Regions from separate parts of the Mus musculus genome. Here all the other regions are linked to region 2. A link is a loop called in an ENCODE intact Hi-C map of the cell type or tissue named here. Cell type or tissue: heart. All regions are shown on one strand. Links, peaks and the distances in the headings refer to the core of each region. The heading gives the core; the rest is flanking DNA.

The links. A loop is a pair of places that touch in the nucleus more often than their neighbours do. Peaks named below come from ENCODE experiments on the same cell type or tissue, not always from the same donor. Only the 100,000 strongest peaks of a DNase experiment are listed, where the experiment ranks them.
Region 1: a loop joins it to region 2, with 6 times the contacts of the local background. A loop is called at or near these places in 38 of 42 quality-filtered maps.
Region 3: it touches region 2 in a loop (4-fold over the local background); 15 of 42 quality-filtered maps call a loop at or near these places.

The regions. Positions count from the first base shown.
Region 1 is chr11:107,860,433-107,868,751 of GRCm38, forward strand. No RefSeq gene overlaps it. Among named protein-coding and RNA genes, the nearest start is that of Cacng5, 50 kb to the right of the region's middle. In heart, for the core only: CTCF peaks have their summits at 3,790 (motif pointing right) and 4,900 (motif pointing right); no DNase peak of the experiment used is centred there; H3K27me3 peaks cover 258 bases.
Region 2 is chr11:107,991,027-107,999,345 of GRCm38, forward strand. The region is part of intron 8 of Prkca (protein kinase C, alpha); the gene reads right to left. Mir7223 (microRNA 7223) reads left to right here and starts at 5,822; the gene lies at 5,822-5,890. In heart, for the core only: a CTCF peak has its summit at 3,683 (motif pointing left); no DNase peak of the experiment used is centred there; H3K27ac peaks cover 945 bases.
Region 3 is chr11:107,625,559-107,633,877 of GRCm38, forward strand. Helz (helicase with zinc finger domain) reads left to right here. Exons shown (of 33, transcript NM_001368755.1): 16 at 977-1,156; 17 at 1,795-1,896; 18 at 6,614-6,792. Among named protein-coding and RNA genes, the nearest start is that of Mir6932, 8.0 kb to the right of the region's middle. In heart, for the core only: a CTCF peak has its summit at 4,111 (motif pointing right); no DNase peak of the experiment used is centred there.

The DNA of each region.
Region 1 (8,319 bases), core at 1,572-6,571, 130 kb before region 2:
ACCCGACATTCAAATGTGTGCCGGGGAACTGGAACGCCAGTCCTCACACTTGGAGACAAGCACTTTAGTTTATCTGCCCAATGCCAGCTTTGCCTCACTTGCCTGGAACTCACTGTTTCGGTGATGTTGGCTGTCCACCGAGCCTGCAGCTCTGCTTGTCTCTACTTCTCCAGCACGGGGACTGCAGGCACATACCACTCTGTTAGCTTTCTTCTTCCTCCTCCTCTTCTTCTTCCTCCTCTTCCTCTTCGTCCTCCTCCTCCTTTAAACTCAGGCCCTCATGCTTACAAAGTATGCTTCTATAGCCACCCTCTCTGGCCATTCTGAACATTTACTGTGAGACAACTTACACAGAGTACGCAGTGCAACACCTGTCACGTGGTGGCACTCAGCCAGCACAAGTGGCTTCCCAACCTTTCTGGAGAGTAAGTTGAAACAAACACAGAATGCACACACTAAAAACTTGACCTAGGGCTGGAGAGATGGCTCAGTGGTTCAGAGCACAAGCTGCTCTTCCAGAGGTCCTGGGTTCAATTCCCAGCAACCACATGGAGGATCCTAACTGCCTGAACTCCAGTTTCAGGGGATCCAATACTGCCTTCTTGCCTCTGTGGGTACCAGGCATGCAACTGGTGCATAGACATACATGCAGACAAAACACCCCACAAATTAAATACATAAATAAAAAATAACCTTTTTTCCTTTTGAGAACCCCGCTAAGTATCCAGACATAGATTATTGACTTAGAACACCCAGGCACAGGCAAGACAGACATCTGTCTGTACGAATATGGAGAAGCTATGGCTTGAACATTTCTATGGAAAAATGACTCTCTGAAACACCCTTTACTTCCACTGAAAAAATGCTGAGTAGTGTATACAACTGTTATTTATAGACACGGCCTCACCCCAGAGCCTTTGTATGACCTGTCCCCCAGAAGGAAACTGCCCAAGGCCTTTGCTGAGGCACTCACTCATTCCTCAGAGTTGCTTGGGAATGCCTCTTCCTCAGGGAAGCCCTCCCAGATTACAGAGCCCTCCTCTGACCAGTATCATGAAAGCTTCCTTGCACATCTGTTCCATTTTATTTATGTGATGGTGTGCGTTCCTGCTTGTCTGTAGGTAAACTGCTTGTGTGCAAGCAAAACTCAGAAGGTCAGAAGAGGGTGTTAGAAGCCCTGGAACTGAAGTACAGGCAGTTGTAAGTTGCTTGATGTGGGTATCCTGCAAGAACAGTATACTGTACCCACTCTTAACCTCTGAGCCATCTCTCATGTTCTTTGCTCATTTGTATTTACCTTCTATATGGCTTCCCCATCATTTATCGACTGAACATTCAATAGGAGACAATGGCTGCAAGATGAAGCCACAGTCAGAGAACCCAGAGCAGAGAGATAGCTGTGCTGAAGCAGCGGGCTAGGTATGCTCTGCCCAGAATATGCCAGAACCTGCTAGAAGAGCATCTGTACTCCATGCGTTTCCATGCCAACCAGCTGAGCTCTGGCAAAGGGGTACTTGTTTCCCTAAATGACCCCCCAGGTCAGCTGCAGATGGATCTCTGCTGAGCCAGAAAACCTGTTTTGAAGTTGAGGAGTCCAAATCCATTGAGCTGTTTAGAAGTATATCCTGGAAGGAGGATCCGTCTAGGGAGTGAGTGGCATATACTTCCAGATCTGGAGCTGAGGACTGACGATGAGAAAGCCTGCAGCACACTCAGCCTTCTGGCCACTGTCTCAGGAGCCCCAGGTTGACCCAGAGGCTGGAGACATGGCTTCTGCCTCCGTGACCACCCTTCTCTGGCTCTGGCTCATTTAGAGTTCATTGATGGTGAGAGTTTTTGTAGGTGGTTGTTAGAGCACTGGTATTGTTTCTTTTCCTCAGCTGGAGGTGATGGAATTTTGCAACAATGTATCACGTTCTCGGCCCAACTGAGAGCCTCTGTGCAGGGTTTTGGCTTAATTATGACAATAGTATCTTCCTAGCAGGGGGTACCTGCTCTGCTCTAAGAAGCTTGGCAGTGTGTGTGCATGTGAGTGTGAGCATGCACCTGTGCATATGTGCTTGCCTGTGTGTATGTGTGTTGCTGCTATTTTCTTTCTTTGTTTGGGCTTTCCAATCCTCCTGCTTCAGTCTTCCTAAGCAAAAAATACAAGCATGGCTTGTCAGTAGTATGTTTTGTTTTAGCCGATTTGGAAGTGGTTTCTCATATAGATCAAGCCATATTAGTTAAGGTTGACCTTGAAACTCGTTCCTCCCTCTGACTCCTGAGTGCTGGGATTTATAGACATGCACCACTGCATCTGGTTATTGTGGTCCCTGGGGACTGAACCCAGAACCTCCTGTTTGGGAGGCAATCGCTCTCTCAACTGAGCTACAACCCAGCCCTCTAGGATGTTAAGAAAAAAATTATTTATTTTGTGTGTGCATGTGTGTGGGCAGACAAGTATCGTGGCACACCTGAGGAGGTCAGAAGATGGCTATGTGGGTTTTAATAATTACACGTTGATTTTCAATGTCAATCCGCTTTAGCAGCCAAACCATCCTGACGACCCACAGAGAGTTTTTAATTGTTTGAGGGAAACACAGAAGTGTCTGCCAGATTTCCACGATTAAACTATTTCTTGGGTGTGGCCATTTAAGGCTTGTATGAGTCTCTCCAGATATGGTCCAGGATAGACTGTCTTAGTCATTGTCTACTGCTGTGAAGAGGCACCGTTGACCACAGCAACTCTTATAAAGGAACATGTTTCATTGGGGCTGACTTACAGTTCAGAGGTGTAGTCCATTGTCTAATGGCGGCATGCAGGCAGGCAGACCTGGTGCTGGAGAGTAGCTGAAGAGTTCTATGTTTGGAACTGCAGGCAGCATGCAGAGAGAGAGGGGTGGGGAGGGAGGGGAGAGGGGAAGGGGGAGGGAGAGAGAGAGAAAGAGAGAGAGAGAGAGAGAGAGAGAGAGAGAGAGAGAGAGAGAGAGAGAGACTGGGTGTGGCTTGAGCATTTGAAACCCCAAAGCCCAGTGACACTCTTTTTCCCACAAAGCCATGTTTCCTAATTCTTTGTAGCCACTCCCTGAGGACTAAGCATTCACACATACGACCCTATGGGGGTCATCCTTATCCAAACCACCACAGGGACCTTCATGTCCTAGGGGCACAGGGAACACAGAAGGTTCAGAAAGAACAATATGGATAGTGAAATCACTACTTGGGTTGGGTCAAAGATGAAGACAAGCTCAAGAACAGCGCCTGTGGTAGGGCTGGAGAAACAAGGTCACAGTGGATATTGTTCCCATCCACAGGGGGACAGAACATCCATCCCCCAGGACAAGCGCAACTCCAGAATGGAATAGGGAATGGGGTCCATAAACGATTGCCTAATAACTACACCACTAGGTGTGTCTTTGGGCTTAGGAATAATGTGGGGGGAAAGAAATCACCAAGGCACTAAAGGTACCATTTGCCATTGGGAGTTGGAGCCTTTAGTATAAGATCTGTGTTTGGAATTGGGAACTTTTATGGAAGTTTCAGACTGTCTCGAGGTAAGATGGGATACACTGGGTATTAAGCTTGGTCCTAGGCCTTTGTTAGACAGAGGTCTCTTGGCTCCTCTAGGCTGCCATAAATGCCAAACACAGTAGGTGGGTGTCTGGGGATGGGACAAGGCTATTGAAATGACCACATCTTCTGCATTTCCAAGAGTAGACTTGCCTTATACCAATGCTTGACTGTGAAGGGAATCCTCTTGGCAACACCCCAGGCCAAGGACAGATGAAGGGAAACGGCGATGACAAACTGGCCACTAGAGGGCAGAGTGGTTACTTCTTTTCCTTATAGACCTGGGAAAGCTTTGAATTTGGGGAGAAGAAACGATTCTTGGATGGTACCCGTTCTGTGTTGAATATGCACATGTATTATGTGATAAGGAATAAATGCAGAGTATTGACTTCAGATCCCAAAAATCAATTTCCAATGTGCTTGTGCACATTGGCTAGCCATGTACTTATCACGTATGTGTAGGTGTATATGTGTGTGGTCATATGTGTGCCAATGGGGGGGGGGGCATGCAGAGGACCCACCAGAGTCCATTCTTTCTTTTCAGCACGTGGGCCCCAGGGATCAAACTTCAGTTGTCAGGCTTGGCAGCAAGCCACTTACCTGCTAAGTCATCTTGCCAGGCTCAACATTTTCTTAACAAACTAAATGAACGAGAAGGCAGGCTGTCCACATCAAGGTAAGCCACAGCCCCTAGCATTGGATGCTGGAGTCTGAAATCACACAGTGGGCTGGGGAGATAGTTCCATGGGTCAAGTAAGTGCCTTGCTGAATAAGCATGGAGGTCTTTAACATCTCTTTCCCTGCCTTTACTTTTCTAGGGACACTTTAAGGATATCCCAGGACACCCAGAGTCCCTGTGGCAAAATTTATCTGGTCCATAACTTATGACCTTTTAGCTGTGTGACGTTGGATTCCTCACTCAGTCCTTTTGTGAGACAAAAGACAATGGTGTGCATAGTTAGGCTAATCATGGAATGGGCACAGGGGGTCTGTCTAGTGCCTGGCTCTCCCGTCCAACCATGCAGCCCATATGAGGGCTACCATCAGCTTTGTCTGTGTCCCTTGTCATCTCTGTGGCCAGAAGACAGTGAGAAGGACAAGGGGACACACAGAAATGAAAGATGCTGTTTGTGGTCCATTCCTGCAGCTACCAGCAAGTGCAGGAGGCTGTGAAAGCAAGCCTGCTGATCTCATGAGCAGTCCCATGGCTCTTGGGAAGCAAACGATGGGAACAAAATGCCAAGCTGACAGGCCTTGGGACAGTGTCCTAGAGCTCAGCCCTTGAAAAAACGGAAAGGTGGGAAGGCACAGCTTCCAAGAGGTGAGCCTAGATGTAGTCCCGACTCGACCCCTAGGGGGTGCTATAGGCCGGTGAACCTTAGTAGTATTGCGAGTTGTTCTGATTTCAGTGCCTTTGTAGCAAGCTGTCTGTCATTGGATGTAGGCTGTCCAGGGAGGACTGAGGTTCCCAAAGGGAGGAGCTGTTGGCCGAGGGTTGTCTACTGACAGCTGTCTCAGCAGCCAGCTAGAAGTTGGGTTGCCAAAACCCTCACTGAGGGGGGTTCCGGGTATGACATGTGTCTACCAAACTATGACAATAATCATTAGCATCTTCACCATGGCCTCGCTGCTTGACTGTGAGCATCCTAGAGGGCCAAGGGTGAGCTTGACTGCTCTTATCTTCACTCCTGGCCCCAGCTGAGAGCCGGGGCTTGGAAAGGTCCTCCTAAGTGGCTACATGCCCGGTGGACTAACGGCGGCCACCTTTGATGTATATCCTCCCAGTAACAAGTTACCTTTGTAGTATCTAATCGAGAGGCACGGAAGGAAGGTGGAGGGTTAGATCACTGACCAGCTGAGGCAGAGGGAGGAGCGGACTATTGCTCTGTGGACCCCATGAGCTATCCTGAGCAGATCCTGGGGGATGTGTTACTGAGATTACATCTTCTTGACCCTCCCATCTCCTGGCCTGGACTTCCTGTTCTGACTCCAGCTTGCCAGGAAGCCAACTTATGCTTGAGACACCCCCCCCCCCCCACCTGCTCCAGTTCTCCTTCAGATAGCTGCCCTATGCAGGCTGGGGTAGGGGGTGGGGATAGGTAGGAGGGGGTAGTGGGGGGTACAGGTCAGGATGAGCAGGAGGCAGAGAGATCCCTAGAGCAGCCATGGTGTCACAGGCAGGTCCAGGTTGGGAACCAATAATCTGAAAGTCCAAAAAAAAAAAAAAAAAAAAAACCAAAAAACCAAAAAACAAAAATCAAAAAAAAAAAACCCCAAAAAACAAACAAACAAAAAAACCCCAAAAACCAAAAACCCACAAAAAAACCTGAGATGCTCCAAATAGTGACACCTTTGAAGATGATAGGAAACTCCATACCGGACCTTATAGTTGAAACTGGTTTCTTTACTACCACAAAGGGTGATATAATGTCACTAGTGGATACGACGCTAGCAGGCTTGCAACAATGCTGCACACAGGACCAAGGCTTTTATGTGACACCCACTGCGTTCTTGGCTGATCTTCGATTGTGGTGTAAAAATATCGCTGCAAATGTCAATAAGGTCTTATAGGTCACAGCGATAAGAAAAGGTGTTTACTTTTGTCAATAGCTCAGGAAGCCAAGCTACTGGGGAAGCAAGACTGTGTGACTGTAGAGTCTTTAATTTTTTTTTTTTTTTTTGGTTTTTCGAGACAGGGTTTCTCTGTATTGCCCTGGCTGTCCTGGAACTCACTCTGTAGACCAGGCTGGCCTTGAACTCAGAAATCCTCCTGCCTCTGCCTCCCAAGTGCTGGAATTAAAGGCCTGTGCCACCACTGCCTGGCTTAAATTTTTTTTTTAACTAGTTAATTAGCTGTGTGTGGCGGGGTGAGGAGTCGGGGTGTATGCTGTAGCATACATGTGGTTGTTGAGAACATCCTGTGGGAATTGGTTCTCTCCTACCATATGGGCCCCGAGTTTGGTGGTGGGTGCTGTTATCCCGAGTCATCTCACCGGCAGGAATATGGAGTCATTCAGAGGTATGAGTGACTGCTAGGCCTGGCCTGGGGAACAGAAGGGCACCCATGTGAGATCTGGGCTGAGCCCAGGGAGCTGAAGTTGGTGGAAAAATTTACGAGAGCCCCAAATCTCAAGAAAACTACCTTCAGGCTATGGGCATAAGATTATATCTAAGGCATAAATGGATTTTGTGTTTAGGTCCGAATCTCATCCCTGAGGTGTCGAGTTATGGACACGCAAATATTCCAAAATCTAAAATTAAATCTGAGATCCCAAACACTTCTGTCCCTGAGTGGTTCAGAGAAGAGATATCAGTCTTTACATTGATTGCAGCCCTGTCTCGAGGGAGGAGTTTGAGGGATGCCAGCCAGAGGAGCGTGTGGAGCATCAGGGACAAAGGGCAAAGAGCAAAGGTCAGGCAAACCCAGGCCTCCATATCTCGGAGTTGAGAGATTGAGTCAAATAGCTCCTCTTGGACTCCACGTGCATGTGGGTTGAATCGATGCGTAGAGGAGGCGTTGAAGCATTGTATTATCCCCCGCCATGTTTCCCAAGGAGACGGGGGTTTCTGGGAGTTGGCTGAGGGAAGAAGGAAGCTCCAAGGAACAGGGAAGACGACAGCCCTGTATTTAGGGGGTGAGCAAAAATGCACAGAAAGCTGCAGATTGAGCTACTGTACGGGGATAATTACGGCTGCTATTTTTGCGCGTTTGTTTAACAATGTTAATTTGGCGACAGCCTGGTATTATAACATCTCTCCCACACAGAAGTGGCTTTAGTTCCCAGTCACCAGATTCCATTTGCATTTTTCTCTGTAGGGTTTGGAGCAGGGAAGCTGGTGACTCACAGCTGCTGTGAATCCAGGAAAGGCTCTTCTCCCTGTGAGAATGGGGCTGGGGGTGAGGGAGGGAGGGGGCTAGCTCAGGGCAATGTCATCCTGTGACGGGGGAACCTGACCCAGTCCCAGCCTCCTTCTGAATGGCCTTCTAGCCTCATGGTGTGTCTCTTCTCTCTTGGCTTGATTGATTATTCTTCAGTCCTTCCTCCAGATCAGACTTTTGGAGAACTTGGGTTGTTTAATGTCCCTGGAGCACAGAGCCAGAACGAACGGCATGAATATTCATGAATTGAAGAGAAGATTGAAGAATGGCTTCTGGGGAGACCCAGGAAAATGTCGCTATTAGACTTTGTTGGACCCAGCTCAAATGCCTCTCTAACTGCGGACCTCATATGTTCACATGTGGGTACAGATCAGCTTGGGGACCAAGACAGAGAAACCTGAGTTTAGACAGGAGCTTCTCAGATAGTCGTGTCCCACCTCAGAAACAAAGGAGGAATGATATTGGAACATCACCATTTAAAAATCACTACAGAATAAAACTGGACTCTGCGTGTTAACCGTAGATAAATATATCACAGGGCCCATGAAAAAGTATCAGTACTTGGATCTGTGTTCAAGTAAGTGTCTAGATTCACACGCTAATTCGCAGGAGACAGAAGGATCAGAAAATCCAAATCACCAGCGGCGTGAGGACCTAGCCATAAAGCTCCAAGCTGTGGGGCACTCTACAGACAGACAGACAGACAGAGGGTAAAGAGGACAAACCCAGTGACAAGGAGAAATGCAAGAAGCAGGGCCAGGTATGGGAGATTCAGCCACAAAAGCATAGTTTAAATCACAGGGGAAGTCAAGCATTATCGTGGATATTTGGTGAATTATCCACAGTATTATAACAACATGATTTCATTAAAACATAAAGTCACATGA
Region 2 (8,319 bases), core at 1,335-6,334:
GCTGGTGATGTGCATGGCCGACTGTGGATGTGCACGGCTGGTGATGCGCATGGCCGATTGTATGAGGACAGACGGGAAGATCATCGAAAGGAGGTGCAACTAAAGGGTCAGGACACCCTGATTCCAAAAGGCGTTGGCTTCTCTTAGGACATGTGTATATGTTGGTTGGGACATCTAGCAGCATTCTTTCCGATCTGGCTTTGAGACCATCTTCACTCAGGTGTGTCTACCTTTGATATTGGGAAATGATGTCATCATCTCAAAGTTCATCCTCTAGAGCCGCGGCTCTCAACCTGAGGGCCGAGAGTCCTTTGGGTGTCAAATGACCCTTTCACAGGGGTCGCATATCAGATATCCTGCATACTAGATTTACATTATGATTCATAACTGTAGCAAAATTAAAGTTATGAAATAGCAACAAAATAATTTTATGGTTTGGGTTCACCGCAATGTGAGGGACTGTATTAAAGGTCAAAGCATTAGGAAGGTTGAGAGCCACTGCTCTAGAGCCTTACAATTGGAATTAAAAATATTTACACACACACACACACACACACACACACACACACACACACACACATACAGGAACACGTCTTAATGTTTTAAGTAAGATGATGAGTTTGTGTTAGGTCACATTCACAGGTATTCTCAGTCATGCTTCCTTATGAGGCTTGTGGGCTCCATGTCTGACATACCAGAAGGAACAGTCTGGGAAGGTGACATGGCCTGAATGTTTATGCCCCAGATTCACATGTTGGAACCCTAACCCCTAACATGAAGGTGTGGGGAAGTCACAAGGCCTGCCTCCACCATCATAACTGGATCGGTGAGTGTCCTTGTGAAAGGGTCTTGTGCTTTCCAGTAGGCGAGGACTCAGGAGCAAGGGGCCATCTATGAACCAGATGCCAATCTGTCTGTGCCTTCACCCTGAAGCCTCTAGCCTCTAAGTCAGTGAGCAATGGATCACTGGAAGGCTTGTGGCTTGCGTGGTTTGGTTACAGCAGCCAGAGAAAAGTTTACCTGACAGAAAGCAAGCAGCTGCCCCTAGGGAAGGTCACCTCCTATGTCACCCATGTCCTTCTGCCTGCATGCTTTTCTTTGTTTACGCACACTGCAGCTACACTCTGGGACTAGGGGGTGGGGCTGGGTGACTGTTAACACCCGATGACTAAGAGTTTTCTTCCCAAGCCAGGAGTCACAAACAGATGACAGGAGTGTACTCTTCATGCTCCTCAGAACCACAGTCAGCCCCGCCAGCCCTGGAAGGGTCTCTGGGGAGTCTTCCTACCTATAGCAAAGACACCCGAGTGCGGATGGGGATGCGTGAACCTTGCAGATGCTCTCCAGAGCCATCTGCACCCTCCAGCCCCTCACAAGGTTGTGGTAGTGCTGTGGAGGAAGAGAAGGATGCTATTGTCCTCAGTGCAGGGCTCTGGATCCACTGGCTGCAGAAGCTGATCCCCCTGCACTGCAGGTGGCCCCAGGCTGGGTGTCCCCCAACCACAGGAGGATGACAGAGCAGTCTAACCTCTGAAAGAGTTTGGAGACAAGAGACACAAGGCTGTTCGCATTGCAGATGAGGAGTCGGGGTGACATGTCTAGGCTCCTCTCCTCCCTCGTTTCTGAAGCCCAGACTCTTATCTCTGCAGTGGCATACCACCCTGGGAGCAATAGCGAAGGTTCAGTAACTAGCTCTGGCGGTGCAGACAGAGTGCTCGGCTGCTTCAGCACGAGATCAGACAAGTGAGTGTGTGGCTGTGCGTCAGGATGACAGGCCGTGGCTGGGGTCCATTTCCGGGGTGCACGGATCCTCAAGTCATTCATTTCCAGCTGCACTGGACCTCTTACAGTTTCATAGGTTTTATTTTTCAGTGCTGGAGACTGAACCCAGGGCCTCCAAGCTTAGAAGCTAGCTAACACTCTACCAAGAGCTACACCCCCAGCCCTGCACTTGGACTTGATAGGATGCCTGTGTCCCTGGCTAACTTACCAGGACAGAGAAAATGGAAACTTCTCAACACACCTGAATTAAATTATCGTTCGGTCTCTTCTGTGACGTTTGATTCCCCAAGTGGCACAAGACAATAAGGCTGTGTTGCCAGACTAGGCGGCATTTAACTCAAGGATGCACAAGGACGGGGGATACACAGAAAGCCACTTCCTTAGTGAGAACTGTTTTTATGGTCGTAGCCAATGAGGTGGTTGCCCCTGTTAAAATGAAGCCAGGAAGCCACAGGAAGCTGATGGAACCCTATGCTATGGGAACCAGGTCACACCCCATGGGTGGGTAGGTGGGGGAATGTGGCCCCAGGGGTCGATTTAGAGCTTTCCCTGGTGGTTTTTTTTTTTCCTACCAAGCCTGGTTTGTTTCTAGTAGACATTGCTATTCTCTTTATGGCCATCTGTTCTTCCTTCGTGTTCTTTGGCTCATCCAGTGATGGATGGCATGCCTATCGAGCCTGCTTCATCTCTTCCTCACACATGTATGCAGAGTATGTTGATCCCACCCCCCGCCCCCCCAAAACACACACCTTATCATCTCCTGTTTTCCTCCTGTCCCCTGGATTCCTGTTTCTCCCTCACTAATTTCCACTCCACTTTCAAGTCTCCCCCCACCCCCTTTGCTTCTTCCTTCCTTCGTTTTCTGGCGAACGAACTGAGTTTTGTTAGCGTTAACAGGAGCACAGGCACCTTAAGAGTAACTGCTGCCGGGCGGTGGTGGCGCACGCCTTTAATCCCAGCACTCGGGAGGCAGAGGCAGGTGGATTTCTGAGTTCGAGGGCAGCCTGGTCTACAGAGTGAGTTCCAGGACAGCCAGGGCTATACAGAGAAACCCTGTCTTAAAAAAAAAAAAAAAAAAAAAAAAAAAAAAAAAACTGCCCCTCGTCCCCAGCCCCAGTTACCACTAACTGCCAATAGCTCTTCAGGGAGGGTGTGCCCCTCCCCCCACCAGCAACAGTTAACTGCCTCCAAGTCCTCTGGGGTAGACCTGGCCATTCCTAGAAGCAGCTTAGCCTGCCTCACCTGGTAAGTGCTCCCTAGAAAGCTGTTTGCCTTTAGTCCTTCCCAGCTGCTATGGGAGGATCCTGGGATTCCCCAAAGGATCCTGTTTTGACGAACATCCCATTGTTACCTTTTCTAGGTGTTTCCACCCATGAAAATGTAGTCTGCCTCCCCCCCCCCCCAATCCCCTCACCTCCCAGGGCTGACAGCCAATTCATGCAATGTCCACCTTAGGGAATGGCTGTGGCATATTATGTTTAGACTCTTTTCACACTAACACATTGCTTTTCCTGCCAGGAGCACCTGGATCACCACCACACAGGCTTTGTGGGATCGGAGTCCCTTGAATTCACACATGCTGTCCCAGTATTGGTTTTCCAGACTGTCAGCAATGCTTCTTAAAGGCAGGGGATTCTCTGTTCCTGAGAAAACAGTTCCTGGGCAAGCAAGGGCAGATAGAAAGCAGCAACAAGACCTGTGTCGACGGCCCTTGACCGCCTCTGTTTTAGGACGGAGGTTGTTGCCTAAAATTGGGAGCAACTGGGAGCGTGAAGTGATCATTTCATTGCCATTCCTGTTCATGAACAAGTAGAGGCCCAGGCAAGTTTCTGCTTCTGTTGTGGCTTGTGTTCGTCAAGGTGCAGGGAGTCTTTCTTTTACCAGTCTCTACTGCCCTCTTGTGGTCTTCAGCTCCTGGAGTGATTGCACCCTGATGAAGATCTTTGCCTGGAGATTTGCCCAAGGTTCAAGCAGAGTCCAGATAAATAATGCAAAGTGGTGTGAATGAAGTGGTCCATCTTCCCAGACAGACCTTTACAGAGATGACAGGAACCACAGACATGAGAGAGCCAAGTGTCTGCCGGTGTCAGTGGGAGTTTTGAAATGGCCAGATGCTTATAGGAAACTGCAAAGCTCAAATGATAATAGAGCATTTGTGTCTTCTGAATGTTCTAAAACCTTCTTCCACACTCAGGCACCGCAAACCACACAACTAAGAGTGGATCGGAAGAGGCGGGGGAGGCAGTGGGCATTGTCAGGGACCCCCGAGGGGGCTGAGAGGCATGGTGTGGGGGAATGGTGAGAGATGGTGGTAGTTTTCACACGAGGGCAGGATTCAAATGAAAAAGTCAACTCTGGGGTGTTCAGCTAGAATTGAAGAGCCAGAAGAAGCCGGACCAGAAGAATCCAAGCAAGTGCCCAAACTGTCCCAGCCAGGCTTGACACTGAAGCTCGCTTTCCTCCGTGGTGGTTTAGATAGGAAAGATGAACAGAGAGCTGTACCGTGCCACCCCCACCCTGGTCCTCCCCAAAAGGGGCTCGAACCTGGGTTTTTTTACACAGAGGTCTTTGTTTCTGGTTTTTTTTTTTTTTTTTTTTATGAGTTTGCCTCTGAAATGCTGTTCAATCCACTTGTTCAATCAGTGAAATGTAAGGATTTTCTAAACTCTCTCTAATTGACAGAAACAAGCATTTTGAAAAGGAGAGCCAACAACCATTAAATTTAGCACAGAACTTCCACAGTGTTCTGTTTTAGTCCATGTGCATGGAACATTTTAAAACCATCCTGGTTTTTAAAGCCCAGGCATCCAATTATAGCTCTGTGAGACCCCTGCTTCCAGGATTGGCTGCCAAGGCACTGTTCTGTGTTCTCTGAAGTCTGTGGCCATCAGCTCACAGGGAAGGAGTGATGCTGAGCATGGTTGCTGGACCCTCCCAGTCACAGACTGGAATGCCACATATGGTATCCTTACTTTCTCTGGGGCCTCAGTTTTGTCGTCTGTAAAATGGACTGAAATGTTACCTCATCAGAGATGAACTGGATTTTTAAATTTCCTATATTTTTGTTTGTGAAACTAACTTTTAATGGCTGAGCTATTTCTCCAAGTCAGATCTTTTATTTCTACTGGACCGCAACTGGGTGTTGCTTCAATGGCAGTGTCTAGCCATAGCCATGACAGGTGGCAAGCAGTATCAGAAGAGATTCAGGATCGTTAGAGAGGAAGAGACGAAGCTTCAGCAGGAAGACTCCCAATGAGGTAGACACAGAAAGCCAGGCAGTTCGCAGGGTTCTACTGCCAGTGTCGGTCTTCAGAGGAAAGGGGCGGGGGGTTTCTGGAGAAGGAGTTTCAGTGCAAGAGAGAGGTGTAAATCTATACCTTTTTCTGTGTGTGTGTGAAGGGGGGCACCAGCCTGGTGCAAGAGACTGCTGGGAGTGGGGGTTACTTTTCTGTGGTGCTCTGGGTTTCGGGGTTCTGGGGAGCCATGGAAAGTTGAGGTGTAGACTGTGTTGCAGAGTGTAGCAGAGAGGAGGAAGCAGATCACGAGCAGGCTCAAGGGCGGAGTCCTAGGTCCTCGAGCTGTGACCCAGAGGCTTCGAAAGTGTTTGGGGGACTTTTGCACAGTAGTTCAAGAAAGAGCCAACGGGATCTTCTAATGTGTTATTGTGACCTTCAAGGATGCTGTGCTGGGGACTGGAACAGTGTGGGGTACAGAAAGGTGACCTCAGATACAAAATGGGGCATGGTGGCATTGCTTCCTGCACCCCACCCCCACCCCAAGCCATCAGCTTTGTGCAAATGTGGCCACTCAGCTATGGCCCTTGCTGAGACCAAAGACCCTGCTTATTTCTGTGTGGCCTGTCGGCTGAGAGACACACAGTCTCTGGGGGCAGGCATGGGCTAGTTGCTGACAGATTTATTTTCAGAAAAGCCCACAAGGTAAAGATTAGTTTGTGGCCAAGCAAGAGCAAAGCCATGCTGAGGTAGGTGTGTGTGTGTGTGGGTGGGGGTGGGGGTGGGGGTGGGGGGTGACTGCACTCTAGCTTTGCTGAGGTGTCGGGGTGTGTCATACCCACACTGGTAACATTCCCTGTCTCGAACAAGCTAGGGTGTTTCTCCTAGGGTCAATCATGAAATGGGCACAAGAAATACATAGACTAAGAGCAAATGGAACACACTTTGGAAGGAGGCTCTGTGGTGTAACACACAACGAGCTGAGCCATATGGCCTCTCTGTCCCAGGTGGCGAAGTGGAGCAAACCACCCACCCGCGGCCTAGATTTGCTGTGGCTTGGGTGTGAACTGTCCCCAGAGGCTCATGTGTTTGAATACTTGGTTCCCACTGGTGGCCCTGCTTAGGAATGATTTGGAACATTTATCAGGGAGAGCTTTGCTGGAGGACATGGTCAGTGGGGATGGGCCTAGCCCTACCTCCTCTCTAGTCTCTGTTTCCTGTGCACAGAGGCAATGTGACCAGTTTCTTTGCCTCTTTCACCATGCCTACTGCACTGTTTGTTAGGCGTTTTGTTAGAGTGAGGAAGAGGTCTAGCTCTAAGCACCTTTTATATTTACTTGCTTAACTGTCCAAGCAGCCTTGCAAGCCTCTCTTCCATACTGGACTTAGAGTCTGAGGAGAGGCAGGCCAGCCAGATGACAGAATGCCAAGGCCACACAGCCTGGCAGTGGCAAAGATGGGCTTCAGCTTAGGAATGTGACACTTCCTGCTACTGTACCATGCTGCTTCCTGGAATGCCAAGGGAGGTGAGAGTGACCAGCCGCGGAGAGGACCGATCTCTTCAAAGGGGGTAGCGAGTTGGGAAGAACCTCAGTTTACCTGCTGGGAGGGGGATCGGGAGAGCTGATAGCTTTGCTGACTCATTTTCCCCTTCCCCTTCTTTTATTAAAGAATATTCATTTATGTGTGTGTGCCTGCATGCATTTATGTGCATGTGTGTGTGCCTGCATGCATTTATGTGCATGTGTGTGTGCCTGCATGGTTTTATGTGCATGTATGTGTACCTGCATGCATTTATGTGCATGCGTGTGTGCCTGCATGCATTTATGTGCATGTGTGTGTGCCTGCATGCATTTATGTGCATGCGTGTGTGCCTGCATGCATTTATGTGTATGATGGGCATTCAGGTGCCTGTGGGTGGCCAGAGAGGTGCAGGGAGGAAGCTTCTGAGCCGCTTCTCCAGCCTCACCCCTCTCTGGTTCCCTTTTCAGTCATGTTAGGAAATACAGCCTTAGGATTTGAATATGACTTCTTTGTAGAAGGGTTGTGTCCAACATAGTTAGAAGGACAAAGACACACCCCTTAGGCCTGTCACCTCACACAGGTAAAAGGTTTAGGTGGCTCAGAAGGTTCCATCAGAGTGGCTCATCCACCGGAAGTGTTTGCAACTATTTACTCTTAGGAGACAGAAGGGGCTACTCCAAGGGAAGTCCTGTCTGGTAACTTGGTGTATTCAAACCTCTCCTCCCTGCCCCCCAAAACTGTTTCTCCAAAGAAGCCCAGCATCGAGAAACAGGCTTTAAAAAGACAGACAGCAGAGGGCAGAGGAGACAGAGCTCTTGAAAATAACCCTGAATGGTCCTTACACTCATCTGCATACAGCACCATGAAACAAACGCTGGAGCCTCCCCGACCTAGGTGTCATTTAGAATACAGAAAGGGTGGGAGGCAGCAGTCATTTGATGACACATGTGGATTCAGGCTACCCAAAGGAAGGAGGATCTTCCTGGAGCTGCCCAGTAGCAGTAGCCCCTAGAGAGGTGTAGATCCACCTCACCCTTGTTACTTGTTAGAACAGTGAGAATCCTAGGACCAAGCCACATGTGGGCAGGCCTGTTCTCACCCTCCTCAGAACATTTCTGTGCATTAACATGTGTTGTATGGAACAGTTCCACTGTGCCTGTGGATATGTTTTGCTAGGCACCAATCCGTGTGACTGGGTAACAGGGCATTCTTGTTAGTATGCATGTCCAGGAGGGCATAGCTGGGTTCTCAATGACTCTACACACTGATTACTCTTCAGAAGTTAGAATAAAACAACCCATACAAGTCTTTTTTTTTTTTTTTTCTTTTCCCAGTTCAAGTTACCCCAGGCCAGGTGACTCTCCACCCACCAAAGGCCCTTGTAAGTCAGCTTGGCCTTGAACTTTGCATGTAGCCTATGGTGACCTTGAACTTGTAGGTGACCTTGAGTGCTAGGGTTACAGGCAGGTGCCTCCTCCATGCCCTGCTCCTTATCCCATGCTGTGGATCAAACCCGGGTGCCACACCCACACACCCACAGCCACACCCACAGCCACACCCACCCACACCCACCCACACCCACCCATGGAGCAAGTACTCTTCCCTGAGTGACATCTCCAGCACGTTTCCATGCTCCTAACAAAATCCGCTTTCCTGAGGATGTGGAGGCTCTCAAGGAACTGGAGATGCCTGAGATTTTCCCCAGGGAAACAAGCTGGGAGACAGGCATTGGCCCATCCTGGTCAACTGAAGGGAAGGTCACCAGGGTTCCCGTCCCTCA
Region 3 (8,319 bases), core at 1,993-6,992, 360 kb before region 2:
ATCTTCAAAGTTTGTTTTCTAAGATATTTTAGATTTAAAGAACATCTTTGGTTTGAGTTTAACACACTGTAACAGTTGTAATTTTTCAACAGCTCAGACTGTTACAGCATTTTTCAAGTGTAAGTAGTTTCTGGTCTATGTAGAGTTCGGCCTCACTGAGGACTTCTGGTCTCACGTCTGTGCTCTTGTCTGTGGGTCGTTCTGCAGACACTTGGCAGTACTTTCTTCACATTCTTCCTGTTTCTGTTCGTACTTTCACCATTTTACCGTAATTGTTGTTGTAGTTAGTACTTTGGTTGGAGTTGTGACGAAGAATACTGTTGACCCTTGACTTAGTTTGATTTGTCCCAGCATCTGGTGTCCATTTAAATCTTCAAATTATACACACGCCATGGGAGGGGCCGGGGCGGGGGTGGGGGGGATCGCAGAGCCCACGTGCTCCGGCAGTAGGTGCTCCTCACTCCAACAGCAGGAGCCCTGTGGAGGCTCTGTGTGTGGGCTACTCGAAAATACTCTGTCTGGTTTGATACCTTTTATAAACCTCTGCTTAATCAATCAAGATTTATAAAACTTTGATATTTCTCAACTAGGGAGATACAGATGTTTTTTTCCCTTCCTTTGTGATCTAAGCCTGTCTGGAGACCTTTCAGTAAGTTAGCAGTAGAGACTTAGTTGGTTTTGTATTCTATTTGCTGTGGAGGGAATGGCAGCTTCCTCACTTTGGGAAATAGTTTTCTGCATTTTCGAAATATCACCAGCAAATAGACTACAAAAGTTTGATTTCTTTAGATTAGAATCTAACTCGGGTTAGTTTTGATTTCATGGCAGAACACCTTCCTTTGACTCTGATTTATCTGGAAAGGTTTGGGAGTAAGCGTTGGTTATTGTCGATGCTGTGCACTCAGGGCGAGTTAGTGTCGTGAAGCCGACACCGCTGAGATGTGTGTTTAAAACAGCAGGTTTGTATTTTCTACAGACAGTGGGACGAGCAGTTGGATCCTCGGCTAAATGCAAAGCAGAAAGAAGCTGTTCTGGCCATCACCACTCCACTCTCCATCCAGCTGCCGCCTGTCCTCATCATTGGACCCTACGGGACGGGCAAAACCTTCACTCTGGCTCAGGCGGCCAAGCACATACTGCAGCAGCAGGAGACCAGGTGAGCCGAGGGAGGCATGCCCTGTCTCTTCACCAGGCAGAGCCTCTCTCCTTGCTTTAGAGAGAGAATGAGGGCAGTGAGACAGTTTTCATCCTCTTCCTAGCCTCAAAGCGATGAAGTTTGTATTCTCTTAGAACATGCTGTTGTAAAAGTTGGCAGGCAGTGTAAACTGGGCATAACGGCTTGTGCCTTTAATCCCAGCACTTGGGAGGCAGAGCCAGCTGGATCTCTGAGCTCAAGGCTAGCCTGGTCTATAGTGGGCAGCCAGGGCTACACAGAGAAACCCTGACTCAAAAACACCCCCTTCCCCCCCACCCCCCACTCCCCAAATAACAAGAACAAGTTGACAGTGTAGACACGGTAGTTTGACATAGCTGTTATACATTATGGGTATATTAAAAGTCTAAGGGCTGGGTTTAAAAATCCTTACTATGGACTGTGGATAGATTTAAAGATTATTTGGGGGAGCTACTCTTTAGCTTAGAGTAACATAACTCCCAAAGGCACCATGGGTCCTGTTGAATGTGAGCGGGGCGCGGGAAATGGACGTGTAAGATGGCCACTGCTCTCTTGGTGTTGAACTGCCTGACTAGCTTCTGTTGTGTCATTCTTTTTATTTGCACCATTTATTTCAGCAGGATTCTCATTTGCACCCATTCTAATAGTGCTGCTGACCTCTACATAAAGGATTATTTACATCCATATGTAGAAGCAGGCAATCCCCAGGCAAGACCTCTCAGGTATTTCTAAGGCTTATTATGTATCTGTATTGTACTGTGTTGTTCTTAAGAAAAGGTGTCTGTAAAGATGGCGGGGCTCTGGGAGCATCAACTCTGCATTGGCATTTGGAGGTTATGTCATTGGAAAAAAATCTTTTAAATTAAGGCAAAAAATGTAAAAATTGTGTACCATTTCTGAAACATTATGTATACAGAAAGACATCTTTTTTTAAGTTTCTCATGTAAAACTGTTGTTATGGTTGGAGTAGATTTTGGTATGTACATCTAAAAGATAGCATAAGAAAAGTGGTTAAAGAAAATTGATTAGCTTAAATCAAATTGAGTTTGATTAAAATTCTGGCACATTGTGTACAGCAGAGTAGTCATGTGATGACAGCTCTTAATGGGAGTGAAATGTTAACTGTGGTTGTTTGCGGAAGCCGCACGTTAGAGAAGCATGACGCATGGAAACGATCTCTGCGGCACTCCGAGGACGGGTTCCAGGCTTCTTGCTGCCACGTACAAGACAGGGTTTCAAAGGACATTTTAGGTTCGGTGACTGTGAACACAAAATGCACTTATATACAGATTATGGGAAAATAAAAATCTTTTCCTTCAGAAAACACTGCAGAATCATATTATACCACTTACTTTTGTTATGTGAAATAATGTTTAGTTTTGCCATGTTATAAACTAATATATCATGGCCTATTGTACAAATGATTATTGATTATTGCTTTTTTTTATTAGGTATTTTCCTCATTTACGTTTCCAATGCTATCCCAAAAGTCCCCCATACCCTCCCCCCCAGCCCCCTACCCACCCACTCCCACTTTTTGGCCCTGGCGTTCCCCTGTACTGGGGCATATAAAGTTTGCAAGTCCAATGGGCCTCTCTTTCCAGTGATGGCCGACTAGGCCATCTTTTGATACATATGCAGCTAGAGACAAGAGCTCCGGGGTACTGGTTAGTTCAAAATGTTGTTCCACCTATAGGGTTGCAGTTCCCTTTAGCTCCTTGGGTATTTTCTCTAGCTTAATTATTGCTTAAAAATTAGTTTCTAGCTATACTTTGATCCATAATTTATTAACCTCTCACTTCTACTTGAGCCCAGGCATGGAAATAAGAAGTTATGCTATTCAGTTCTTCAATTCCTGGGACCACAGCCCCCTTTGAAAGTGTTTAGAGCAGTGGTGTAGCATGTTAACACAGACACCCATACTGTGTTGTCCTCTCGCTCTAGGACACAGCAGAAACCACCACAGTAGAAGATCCTGTTGCATGTAATAATAAAAGACCGTGCTTACTGTTCTCTGAGTGAAGATTTTACTGAAGGATGCAGTGACAGAAGGCTAAGGCCTCTAACCTCTGACCTCACAGAGGACAAGGAGGAGCTTTCGTTTTACCCTGCCTGTTCTCCCTAGTAGTATTTATTGGTAGATCAGGTGCGCTCGAGCATGGGTGTGTCTGTGCGTGTATGTGAATGTGTGTGTTGTGTGTGTGTGTGTGTTCATGTATGTGAGTGTGCATGTTGTATATGAAATGTGGTGGTCTCGGATGTCAAGGTGCTCCTGGCTTAGAAACAGTTGAGGGAAGCCCTTATGGACATAGCATGGGGTGTTTGATGTTTAAGAGTGTAGACTCTGTTAATTCTCTAGGTATTTCCATGTGGAATCATTTTGGGCTTTGAGGATCCACCATGATGCATCTGCATATATGTAATAGTAACTGATTTTCCAGTCGAGTGTAGTCAGACTGGCCCAAGTGCAGAAACCTGCCCCACCCGCAGCAGAGATTTCATTTCTTCTTGACTCTAAGAGTTGTTGAACCCAAGGTAGAAAAATAATTTATTTCCCAATGCAAGGCTCAGGCTATTTCATGCAGTACACAGGAGAACGGGGAAATGCCTAGCGCCCCGAGAGTTTGCTTTATGCAGCCCTGCACATCCACTGTGGCCTTCTCTCCGGGAAAGGTGCTACCCTGAAGCAGAGGCTGAGCGGTCGTCTTGAGTGTTTAGGCCTCACTCTAGCATTAGCTCAGGTTAACTGATAGTTTTCCTACTCAGTAATAACTGCGAGAGATTTGAGAGACAGAGAGGACAAGAATGAATCACTGCTCTGGAAGACCAGCTTTGTCTGAGGGTTTTGGAACCTCACAGCCTGTCTCTGCTAGGCAAGGGCTTGCTGCACCCCTCGCCAGGCAGGAAATCAGCTTTACTGGAATTCCAGAGACAGAACACAAGAGGGCACCAGATGTCCGCAGATGACTGAGAAGGAACACAGGCCTGTTGCTACGGAGCAAGGCTGACCACAGACTGGCTTCTTCCCTGCACTCTGGTATAGATGTGGCCCTGGGAGATAGTTGGAGCAGCCATTGAGTAACAATAGTAGTGAATAGGGCAGGCCCACTTGTTAGGGTTAAAAATCATGCAATTTCTTGTACTTGCCAATTGAGCTGAACCTAAAATATATGGCGTTTTTTGACATTTTAGGTTTGAGTTTCAGTTTTTATTTTATTTAGAATTGGGAGATTTGTACCCCTGTGCCTATACTACACATACACGCAAACCTCCTCTGTCCCCACATGCACAAACAAAAAGAAATAGAATTGAGTTGTTTTTGTAAGGCACATAAAAAGCTGGATGGGGGCCACAGGTGGCTGTGGTCTGCACTTGTGATGCCAGGCAGATGGACTATTGCCAATCTGACTGAGGCCAGCCTTGACTGGGTGAGGAGTTAGCAAGAGCTACAGTGAAAGTTTGTCTCGAAGTTATAAAACAGACAAATGAAAAGAAGGCAAAGCAAGGAGAAGAAGGAGGAGGAAAGCAGTTTTCTTTTTGTTAGTGGCTCTGAGGATAAGGTGTTCCGAGCAGTGCACGGGGCCGGCCATGCCGAGGAAGCCACCGCTGCTCCGCCAGTGAACAGCAGCTGCCGTTTGGGTAGTCTTTAAAGAAAAATTTGCTTAAAAAAAAGGGGGGGGTCATCAGTTCATTTGTAGTTGCTTATTGTATATGAATTTGTTACATGTATAAGACCCCAGTGAATTAAAATTATATATACTAGACCATATTTAAGGATTAGTTTAAGTCATGGAAATATGTAAATATTTTGTTTTGAGGAAATATGTAAATATGCTGTCACATGTATATTTATGTATGTCTTCTTTCCCCCCTGTGGTGCTGGGAACCCAGGGCTCTGAGCGTATTATATAAGCTTTACCCTGAGTTATATTTATATTCTCAGTTGTATATTTTGGATAATGAACTTAAAAGCATCATTTGCCACTGTTAATACTCTGATTTGAAAACGGCTACATTTGTTTTATTTCTTTCTCCACTTTTGTAAACACTACTGCCATTCGTGCAGTTTCCAAAGCCAGAGGCAGCCCTCAGGAGGGAGGGACAGTGGTCCAGTAGGGCGGATTGTTCTCTAGCCACTGTGTAGTGAGTTTGAGGCCAGCCTGGCTCAGACTCTGTTTCAAAACAAAACCAAATCATCCATTGCCTTAATCTTTACCACTAGTTCATTTATGAGTATATCTAGTTGCATTCTGTTAACATATCTAGTGAATCCAGTTTGTATATTTCTGCTGCTTCCCAAGCCACCCTCATCTCCTGTCTACCCTGGCACTAACCTGACATTGCTCCCTGCTGCTTCTGCTCCCTGCAGTCCCCTCTCCATCCCCGTCCCTCAGGACCGGGTTAGAATCTCCATGTATGAGATGATGAGGGTCCGTCATGAGCTCCTCTTTCCGTGTTCATGTCTGTTGGCACTGTGCAGACCCATTGACGTTGGCCACAGGGGTAGCCAGCACATGCCGGAAACCCTGCCCCCATCTGTTAAGTGTGCCGCCCTTAAACTCTGCCTAAGTAATTTCTGCCCAGAGATCAGAGAATTTAGTGACATGAGTCATTACAGCTGCCCTGTCCACTTGATGGCTTTTTATCAAACCCAAAGCAAAGCCAAGGCTGCTGTGGTTGCTCCCGAGCCCTGTGCACTCTGCCTGTGTGCTATAACATAGTCAGCAGCCAGTAGGTCTGTCATGTAGGTGGATGGGGATGGTGGAGGCTGGATGTATGGGTTGTAGCTGTCCATCAGAGTAGTCTATAGCTGAGGCCTGTTCATATTTTCTACTGTAGTTACTTGAAAAGATGACATGTCTTAAGATTTGCATTTAGAGTTTTTGATAAAGTTTATTCAAAAATTTACCTTCAGATTCCAGAAGCCAAGGCAGAGGCCTTTTAAATAATAATTTTAAGAACTTTTCTGAAGTAAAATTATTACAAACTGTTCTAAAGTAAAAATATTCTAAGCATGTAATTCCATGGTTTGTAGTAGCATAAATAATTAAAATCAGAGTCAAATACATTTTAGTAAGACTGTAATTGAAAAAGGTAATTTAAGAATGGAAGGTTTCAAACTTAATTTAAAACCATTGCTCATAAAACATATATTTGTGTGCTAATTCTGTTGCAAGATTAATCTGAATACTTAAAAAGTTAGGTATGTGGTGGCACCTATACTTAATGTTGAAATCTTGTAAAAATATGTGCCAGGGAAGGTCATCACGGGCGTATCGTGGCAGCTTTCTACTACAGCCTTAAACTCTGAGAGGGTTGGAATGATTATGGATGGGATTCATTTGTTAATTTTTGGCACTGTGCTCTTAAATGACAGTGTAGTGTTTTCATCTTCAGCGACTATGAACACTCTAACAGGAGGTGCCGTCTTCTCTCTAGGGTGTATTTCCGGAATCGCTGGGTGAAGACTGTCCACCCAGTCGTGCATCAGTACTGCTTGATCTCGAGCACACAGTCCACCTTTCAGATGCCCCAGAAGGAAGATATTCTTAAACATCGAGTGGTGGTGGTCACACTGAGCACTTCCCAGTACCTCTGCCAGCTGGACCTGGAACCTGGTATGCCCACTTGCCACAGGTGGCTGTCTCCCAGTGACAGGTTCCTGTGGGCCACATCTGGCCAGGTCTCTTTCATCGGAATGCAGCTTCCTGTGTCCTTTTATTAACTGGTTTCTTGTCTGCGGCTGCTTTTATGATGCAGGATCTTCTGCAGGGACAGAAGCTCTTTGGCCCTTGACTGAAAAACATTTGCCATTTCACCTGTTCTCTAGTTGGTATCTGTTCACTAGTGATCAGTTCAAATTTGGACAGTTGTGTGTGTGTGTGTGTGTGTGTGTGTGTGTGTGTGTGTGTGTGATTTTGTTGAGGTTTTTGCTAAGTTGCTTTTGAATCTTGTTTTTTTTTTTAAAGATTTATTTATTACATATAAGTACACTGTAGCTGTCTTCAGACACACCAGAAGAGGGCGTCAGATCTCGTTACAGATGGTTGTGAGCCACCATGTGGTTGCTGGGATTTGAACTCTGGACCTTCAGAAGAGCAGTCGGATGCTCTTACCCACTGAGCCATCTCACCAGCCCCCGCTTTTGAATCTTGTAATGTAGAAATAGCAATTATGGCACTTGATTAAGGTTCCTTATTTTTAAGGATTTATTTGTGTGTGTCTGTCTGTCTATGTGTCTTCATGCACACTTGAGCTAGAATGTGCCTGTCTACATGCACAAGTGAGTGTGCAAGTGTGTGTGTGGGGCGCGTGTGCATATGCCTGTGTCTGTGTGTCTCCATGCACAGATGACTCCATGCACACACACATGTGTGTGCCTGTGGAAGCCAGAGAGCCCTTTAGGTGCCTCTCCTGTCACTCTCTGACTATTCCTTTGAGGCAGAATCTTCCGTGTATCTGAGGTCATATTTTCTTGGCTAGGCTGGAAGCCAGTGAGCCCTAGTGATTTCCCTGGGCCTACAGGTATAGGTGGGATGCCCTGCTCATTGTGTGGGTGCTGCAACATGCTGTTAACAGAACTTAACATCATGCAGCAAGCACTCTTACATGCTAGGACTATGTAAAAATCACTCTTCATTTATTTAAACTTTTTATTTTTGTGGTTTTGAGATAGGGTCTTACTTTATAATTATAACTTATGCTTGCATTGAGCTTGCTATTAGCCCAGACTGGCCTTAAGCTCACACTCTTCCGAGTGCTGGGCTTCCCAGCGTGTGAGCCAGCATGCCCAGCTCAGTCTGATTTATATGAGCACACAGATGTAAGCTGGTGAGTTGAGTATGGTAGAACCTGAGCATGAGAAGACCGTCGAATGTCTTTAGCATGCTCTTCAGCAGGGCTGGCCCTGCTCTTCCTGTAATTGCCAACTGCTCATGACTTTCCCATCTCCTGTTGGAATTGCCTTTAAAGCCACTGACACGCTCTACTGCAGGTCTGAGTCCTGGAAGGCACAGGCCAGTCCCTGGCACCTGGCCCAGGGCATAGACACCTGGAGCACCCTCCCCACCCCCACCCAATTTAAGATAAAAGGTTACATTTATCTTAAATGAAGGTATTGGCAGCTAACTTTTTCTTTTCCTTAT